Regions from separate parts of the Homo sapiens genome. Here region 1 is linked to region 2. Evidence: read pairs that join two places in POLR2A ChIA-PET (ENCODE). Cell type or tissue: B cell. All regions are shown on one strand. Links, peaks and the distances in the headings refer to the core of each region. The heading gives the core; the rest is flanking DNA. Region 1 holds the start of MIR4657 (microRNA 4657). Region 2 holds the start of MRPS24 (mitochondrial ribosomal protein S24).

Region 1 (2,915 bases), core at 179-2,678, 1.0 Mb after region 2:
TAGTGACTGGAGTGAAGATCAGTGAAATGCTACAATTAATCCACAGCCTTCTGCAATCTTCCTGCAGTGGGAAGAGAGGCCATGAACCATCCCTTGCAGGAGAAACAAACCTTAGAGATTGGTTAAGACTTAAAAACCCACCACTATGACATTACCACTTAATCTTACATAGGCAGGTCAAAATTTTAATATAAATTACTTTTGCCAACACATAGCTTATGCATTCTTTGCTCCTTTTTTTGGAGGATTTTCAAATTGATATCTAAAGATTTACATATGATATATTACTGTTACATGGTCTAATGACTAAGAAAATTTCTCTGGTAACCAAAGCTGATGCCATATATGGTAGTGTTCTTGGCATATACTCTATATGCCTCAGACCACTTCCACATTCTTTCTATTCAGCTAATTATAGCTTAGTAGCCACTGGTGAAGGATTGTGAAGACCCTGTCATTTCTACAGAATAGAAAGGCAAGGCTAGTTACTGCAATTCAGCCAAACAAAAAGAAAAAAGAATAAACCAACCCCTTAAAAAGGAGAGGTACTGCACCTTTGCAAAATTGAACTGGCTCACTGCAGCTGAGCAACAGAACCACCACTGAAGCAAGAAAACAAGTTGGTCTATACAAGAATTGTACATGGTTTGAAAATGAAAAAGTTACAGCAATCAACTAATAGCTGCAACTTAAATTTTCATTGCTGCCTCAGAGTTGAAACTTAAATAGTTTCTGCAAACCTAATGCTAGCTTCTCAGCTCCTTTACTAAAACTATTTAGGAATTTGTTCTCCGCAGCAAAGAAATAGACACTCAAAACACGTAGGTAAATACAGCAGGACATTATTGAAAAACAGCTGCCTTGTAGTACAAAATACAGTACAAGTATACGGATGTCATTAAAACATCAAAAATACTATTGCTCCCATACAATTTAGGAAACATTCTTTGCAACGGAGAAAAATTTAAAAGAAAAGCTTTAAAAAAATCTGTTTAAAAATTCTACTGTGGATGATGAGAGTAGAGAAATAGTCTGAAAAGGGCACCAATGTTTGTGGCTCTTCCACTTTTTAATCTAAGATCAACAATATTCTGCATCATAATCTATTTTTTTAAAAAAGCCTAATTTTATGTACACAATTATTTCCCGCCCTCTCAGCCACAAATACATGAAAACCTTTTTGTATATTACTCATTTCCCAATAAATACAAAAAGATTGTATAGATTGAATAATACCAAAATAAGATAATAAAAAGGATATGCAATAAATTAAAAAGGCAGCTCAAATAAGGGGCAGGCATGCAGTTTAAAAAAAATACTAAGATTGTGGAGGCGGGGTTACTTGCCTCCTGGTTGAGAAGGTGTCACACAAAGAATACCTGAAAACTTTGGAAAGAACGTTAGCTCCCATTCAATTCAAAGTTACCTAGGTCTATGACATTTCTAGGAATACCTTTTGATGGGGTGGGATTAACTTGATTAGTAAAAATCATTTCTACTGAAAATCCATTTAAAATATAGAAGAGGCGATCCTTGAAAACCCCAACTTTTATTCTTGAAAGACAGCTGGATTAACTGGCAAAAGCCAGTTTGTTGAAATTTCAAGATGGTATAAAAATGCTTCCAGGATATAGTCAGCATATTCACGTTCACTTCAGTTCCATTCACAGATGGATTTCAGCTTCCACCGGGTGCACTGCTTGAATCACTCATCCATCATTTGCCAACTCTGATTGTGAGGTACTGATACAATGGATCAAGTTCTTAAAAATTTTAAAAGAATAAATGATGCTGGAATTCTGGACCTGAGGATCTTTAGTATTTGAACAAATCCACAGATTAAACTGAAGGTAAATTAAGACTTCAGTTTTGGTTATTTCCAACTTTTCTGTGAGGATGTATATCCATTAAAGCTCAGGCTTATAGCCACACTGTTACTTTTGTAGGTAATCTTCAAGTTTTATGGTTTAAAATCCAGCCAACCAGTGGCTGTAACAGCCGAATTAGCCATAATTCACTGGCTCACACAGTGGAGATCTGGCTCTCATTCATACCAAAGCATTTCTTGGTAATGACCTCCATATTTAGAGATCAGGGGAACAACTTTAGTGAGCAGCAACCAATCCACTCAAACAGTCTGCCTTGTGCTTTATGCCTGACTTTTTCTTGTGCCTACCTCAGCAACCCCCAATGTAAAACTGCTTTTATCTTTGAAAATTTTTTGTCAACTTTGAAACTATTTTAGTAACGGATTCTACTCCAAGCATTGCTATCTGAATCCACTGGCATCCTGGAAAACAATTCTGCGAAGAAAAGACATTTGCCTTGGTCCAGGTTCCATGCAAAACCATTTTTTTAAAAAAATGGATCCAATTTGGTTCTGTATTCTTAGATGGCTTCTTGAAATCTTATCTTTAACCTGTTCATGATTATCCCAAGTTGCATTTCTTTTCGTGAACCTGAACCCTCAGAACTGGGTAATTGTAAAGGCCTCTCTTCTCAAGGATTCCATGAAGACCTAGATCCAAAATGCTGATTTCAATGGAGGTGAAGGGATAGACACCGCAACAGTGAGGCCTAGAGAGATCTTTTATGCCAGATTACCCAGGTGCAACCTAAATGCAACTGTTATCAATGGTCTGGGTAACTTGGACATGTTTCTTGCCCTGGATGTGCAAGGATCTATTCCCTCCAGGGATTATCCTGATGGGTTTACGAACCTCAGTTGAGAAACAACAGAAGCTGAGACAATTTTACGCAGGTGAGGAGATGCTGTTTTCCTCTTTGCAGGTTGCTGTCAGTTCCTTGGAACTTGACTGCTTTTCTCAAGTTGTCCGTCACTGTTCTCTTACGATTATTTCTCTTAACTGTGTTACGTTTTGTTTTTTCCCTCTGCGGCCTCCCTTGCTCCCTCT
Region 2 (2,915 bases), core at 220-2,719:
TTCTCCCGCTTAGGAACACTAGATAGCACTTCAGCATTGCAAGGCCATTTTAAACAGCAAAATCACTAACAAAAAGCACGAAAATGCAAATTAAAAAAAAAAGATTCTAGACCATAAAAAGGACACCTTTTACAGTACGAGAGCTGAAACTAGGCAGAGCCTTGTCGACCTCAGCTCGGGACATGCACCTGGGGTGGCAGCTCCACCCACATCTCAGAGTGACCTTGAGAGTGCCCAGAGTGTTGATTTGGGGCTTACAAATAAATTTTAGTCAGTAGAAGAATCTGAAAATATGGAATTCATGAATAACGAGGGTTGTCTGTATATATTTACAGAGAAAAATTTGTGCTTTAGTGGAAAACTGCATTCCTTAGAGCACACTGTTCAGGGTTATCAGATTCTGCAACGGTTTCACTCCTTTCCTTGACTCTGAGCTATTTTACAGCTCTGTAAATTACAGATAACTGACAGGAATGCAAAATAATTCTTGTCTGTAGACATGCAAATAATTTCTGTTCAGTGGAGGATCAATTGAGTCCCTGCCTGCCATGGAAAAAGTCAGTTTTGCATCCATCTTCAAATTTGTTTCAACATCCTGATCTATATATATCTCTGCTTTTTTATGTCTCCCTTGAGTTGGTTTCATAGATTTCTGACCCTAGCATTATTTCCTGAGTTAAAGAAAACCTGTGACACGTGTTCATTTTGTTTACATGACAGTCGGATTGAGTGCTCCTTTTGGAGGCCTGGGGTCCGCTCACCTGTGTGCAGCGACAGCCAGCCTTTACGGTGGGCGATGTAGTGCGGCGCGTGTGCCTCCTCGTAGGTCACCGGCTTGTCCCCCTTGCTTACGCGTACTCGGGCCGCCCGGTTCTAGGAGCAAAAGGGGCCGTGACTCCACGAGATCCCCGATCCAGACCCCTACTTCGCGCCATGTCCCCCCAGTCAGCTGGCACTGTTCCCCGGCCCCAATCCCCTGATCCCTAAGCCCCGACCCTAGCCCCGCCTCGGACCCCAGCGACACGCCCCCTTCAGCCCGCACGGCTTCCCCGGCCCCCGGCCCCCCGGCCCCCAGGCCCCCAGGCCCCTGCCCCGGCGGTGCTCACCTTGGCGCAGACCGGGGAGGTGTGCAGGGCGCGCCAAGCGCAAGGCAGCTCTCGGCTCCAGGACAGCACCTGTGGAGGGAGGGCGCGTGAGGCGGAAACTAGGGACCCCACCTCCGACTCGCAGGGACCTGCCGAGTCGCCCCACTCACCCGTGGCCCCAGCAACCCGCTGCACACGGAGGCCGCCATCTTGGGCCAAGCGGAGCGCGGGACGTACCACAGCGCGCTGAGGGGTGGGGACGACCGCGGACGAGACCAAGTCGGAGCTCGTACTCTGTACTCTGGCGGGGGCGGGGCAGGGCCTCTGCGGGGCGGGGCCGCGGTATGCTGCTAGCTGTTACTCCCGCCTTCCCCGCAGCCCTGTGAATGCTCAGCCTTGTGAATGCTCATCCCGCCGCTGTTCGCTCTCCCGCGGTTGCTGCTTGCATAGGGTTTCAGATCCGGAAATTTGAGGATGCGAAACGTGAGATTTTCTCTTCGACAACCTCACGCTAGTACGGGTGATGGGTGTGCGGCCCACCGGAGCCCGCCCTGCCCAACCTGCACCCTCGGGGCTCGAAGAGGAGCCAAGCGTTTCCCCAGGTCCTAGTTATGCCTCCAAATAATATTCGTAGAAAAACAAAACAGAAAAACCCTCCAGACTTTTATCCACAAATAAAGAAGAAACATATTTTGGTTAAAACGTCACCCAATTCTTCAAGGATGACTTACGCAGTTATGCAAGAATGGGTTTGCCACATGTGACCACAGTGGTGACTGGCCCCTGAGGAAGGAAAATTTTAAGTACGGGGAAGGGGCCGGAGGGCAAGGAGATTCGTGAGAATATCGCAGGGCCTGTAATGCTGAAACCAGTGCGTCGCCACTATTATTGGTATCCAGTAATTATTAATGTCAAACGGAAAAATAGCAACGCGGGATATTTTATTTTAGAAGTCACCACGGTCATGGAAAAAACACGGGCTCTGGAGTCAGACCCATGTATAACAATCTTTGTACAGTTAAGACTCAGTTCTATTATCTATAAAATGGGCCTTAATAATAGTACTACCTTATAGAGCTATTAGGATCAAGAGAATATTTAATCAATGATGGGTTGTGTTTGGTTGAGTGATGTGAAATTGCCAATGTTTTGGCCGTTCTGGGTCTACATCATTCCCCTTAATGGTACAGTACTTGCATACTGCTGCGGTTTCCTGTCAGGGGGAGGACTGGATTATGATCCATGGGAAGGGGAAATGGAAGAACGGTGGAAATGAGTTGCCCATGACCACACTGAGAAGAGGGAAAGAGGGACCAAGACACAAGTCTCTTGACTTCAGTCCAGCCCATTTCCCATGACCAAGATTCCTCTGATTACATGAAGGTGGGTTCTCAAAAAACCCGTAATAAAAGGACAAGGTCTTCCATGTCCACTTCACCAGAAATGTTTTATTCTTACTTTTTAGGAACTGCGGCCCCCAACTGTTATGCATATTGAATAAAGGGACAGAACAGGGATGAGGTGCCCTCCAATGCATACTTTGCAAATGTAAGAACTTTCAACATTTCCTAAGAAATCCTTTTCAACTGACAATTATTTTTTAAAGTTTTCATAATGTTCAATAATTTTATAATTGTTAAGTTTCATTAATTTGCTCCAAGGTGGTGAGGAACATGGGATGTGGCATCTGAATTGCCTGAGTCCAAATCGTGGACCCAATGCTTCCTGGCTGTGTAATTTGGACAAGTGACTGAACCTTCTGAGCCTCGGTTTCTCTCATCTGTAAACTGGGGACAATAATGGTGGTTGTGAGAAGTACAGTATGATGTG

What was found. ChIA-PET counts read pairs that join two places held together with the same protein. Peaks named below come from ENCODE experiments on the same cell type or tissue, not always from the same donor. Only the 100,000 strongest peaks of a DNase experiment are listed, where the experiment ranks them.
Region 1: POLR2A ChIA-PET joins it to region 2 with 10 read pairs; 2 of 35 experiments call an interaction of 5 or more read pairs at or near these places.

What each region holds. Positions count from the first base shown.
Region 1 is chr7:44,881,405-44,884,319 of GRCh38, forward strand. PURB (purine rich element binding protein B) reads right to left here. Exons shown (of 1, transcript NM_033224.5): 1 at 1-2,915. MIR4657 (microRNA 4657) reads right to left here and starts at 396; the gene lies at 344-396. In B cell, for the core only: no CTCF peak of the experiment used is centred there; no DNase peak of the experiment used is centred there; H3K4me3 peaks cover 1,334 bases; H3K27ac peaks cover 42 bases.
Region 2 is chr7:43,868,202-43,871,116 of GRCh38, forward strand. URGCP-MRPS24 (URGCP-MRPS24 readthrough) reads right to left here. Exons shown (of 7, transcript NM_001204871.2): 5 at 1,107-1,175; 6 at 762-873. The coding sequence ends at 785. MRPS24 (mitochondrial ribosomal protein S24) reads right to left here and starts at 1,316. Exons shown (of 4, transcript NM_032014.3): 1 at 1,256-1,316; 2 at 1,107-1,175; 3 at 762-873. The coding sequence starts at 1,294. It overlaps LOC124901620 (a long non-coding RNA gene), which reads left to right and starts at 1,445. Exons shown (of 2, transcript XR_007060296.1): 1 at 1,445-2,633; 2 at 2,747-2,915. RefSeq lists silencers at 1,028-1,087, 1,388-1,447 and an enhancer at 1,678-1,797. In B cell, for the core only: no CTCF peak of the experiment used is centred there; DNase peaks (open chromatin) are centred at 690 and 1,360; H3K4me3 peaks cover 1,889 bases; H3K27ac peaks cover 1,195 bases.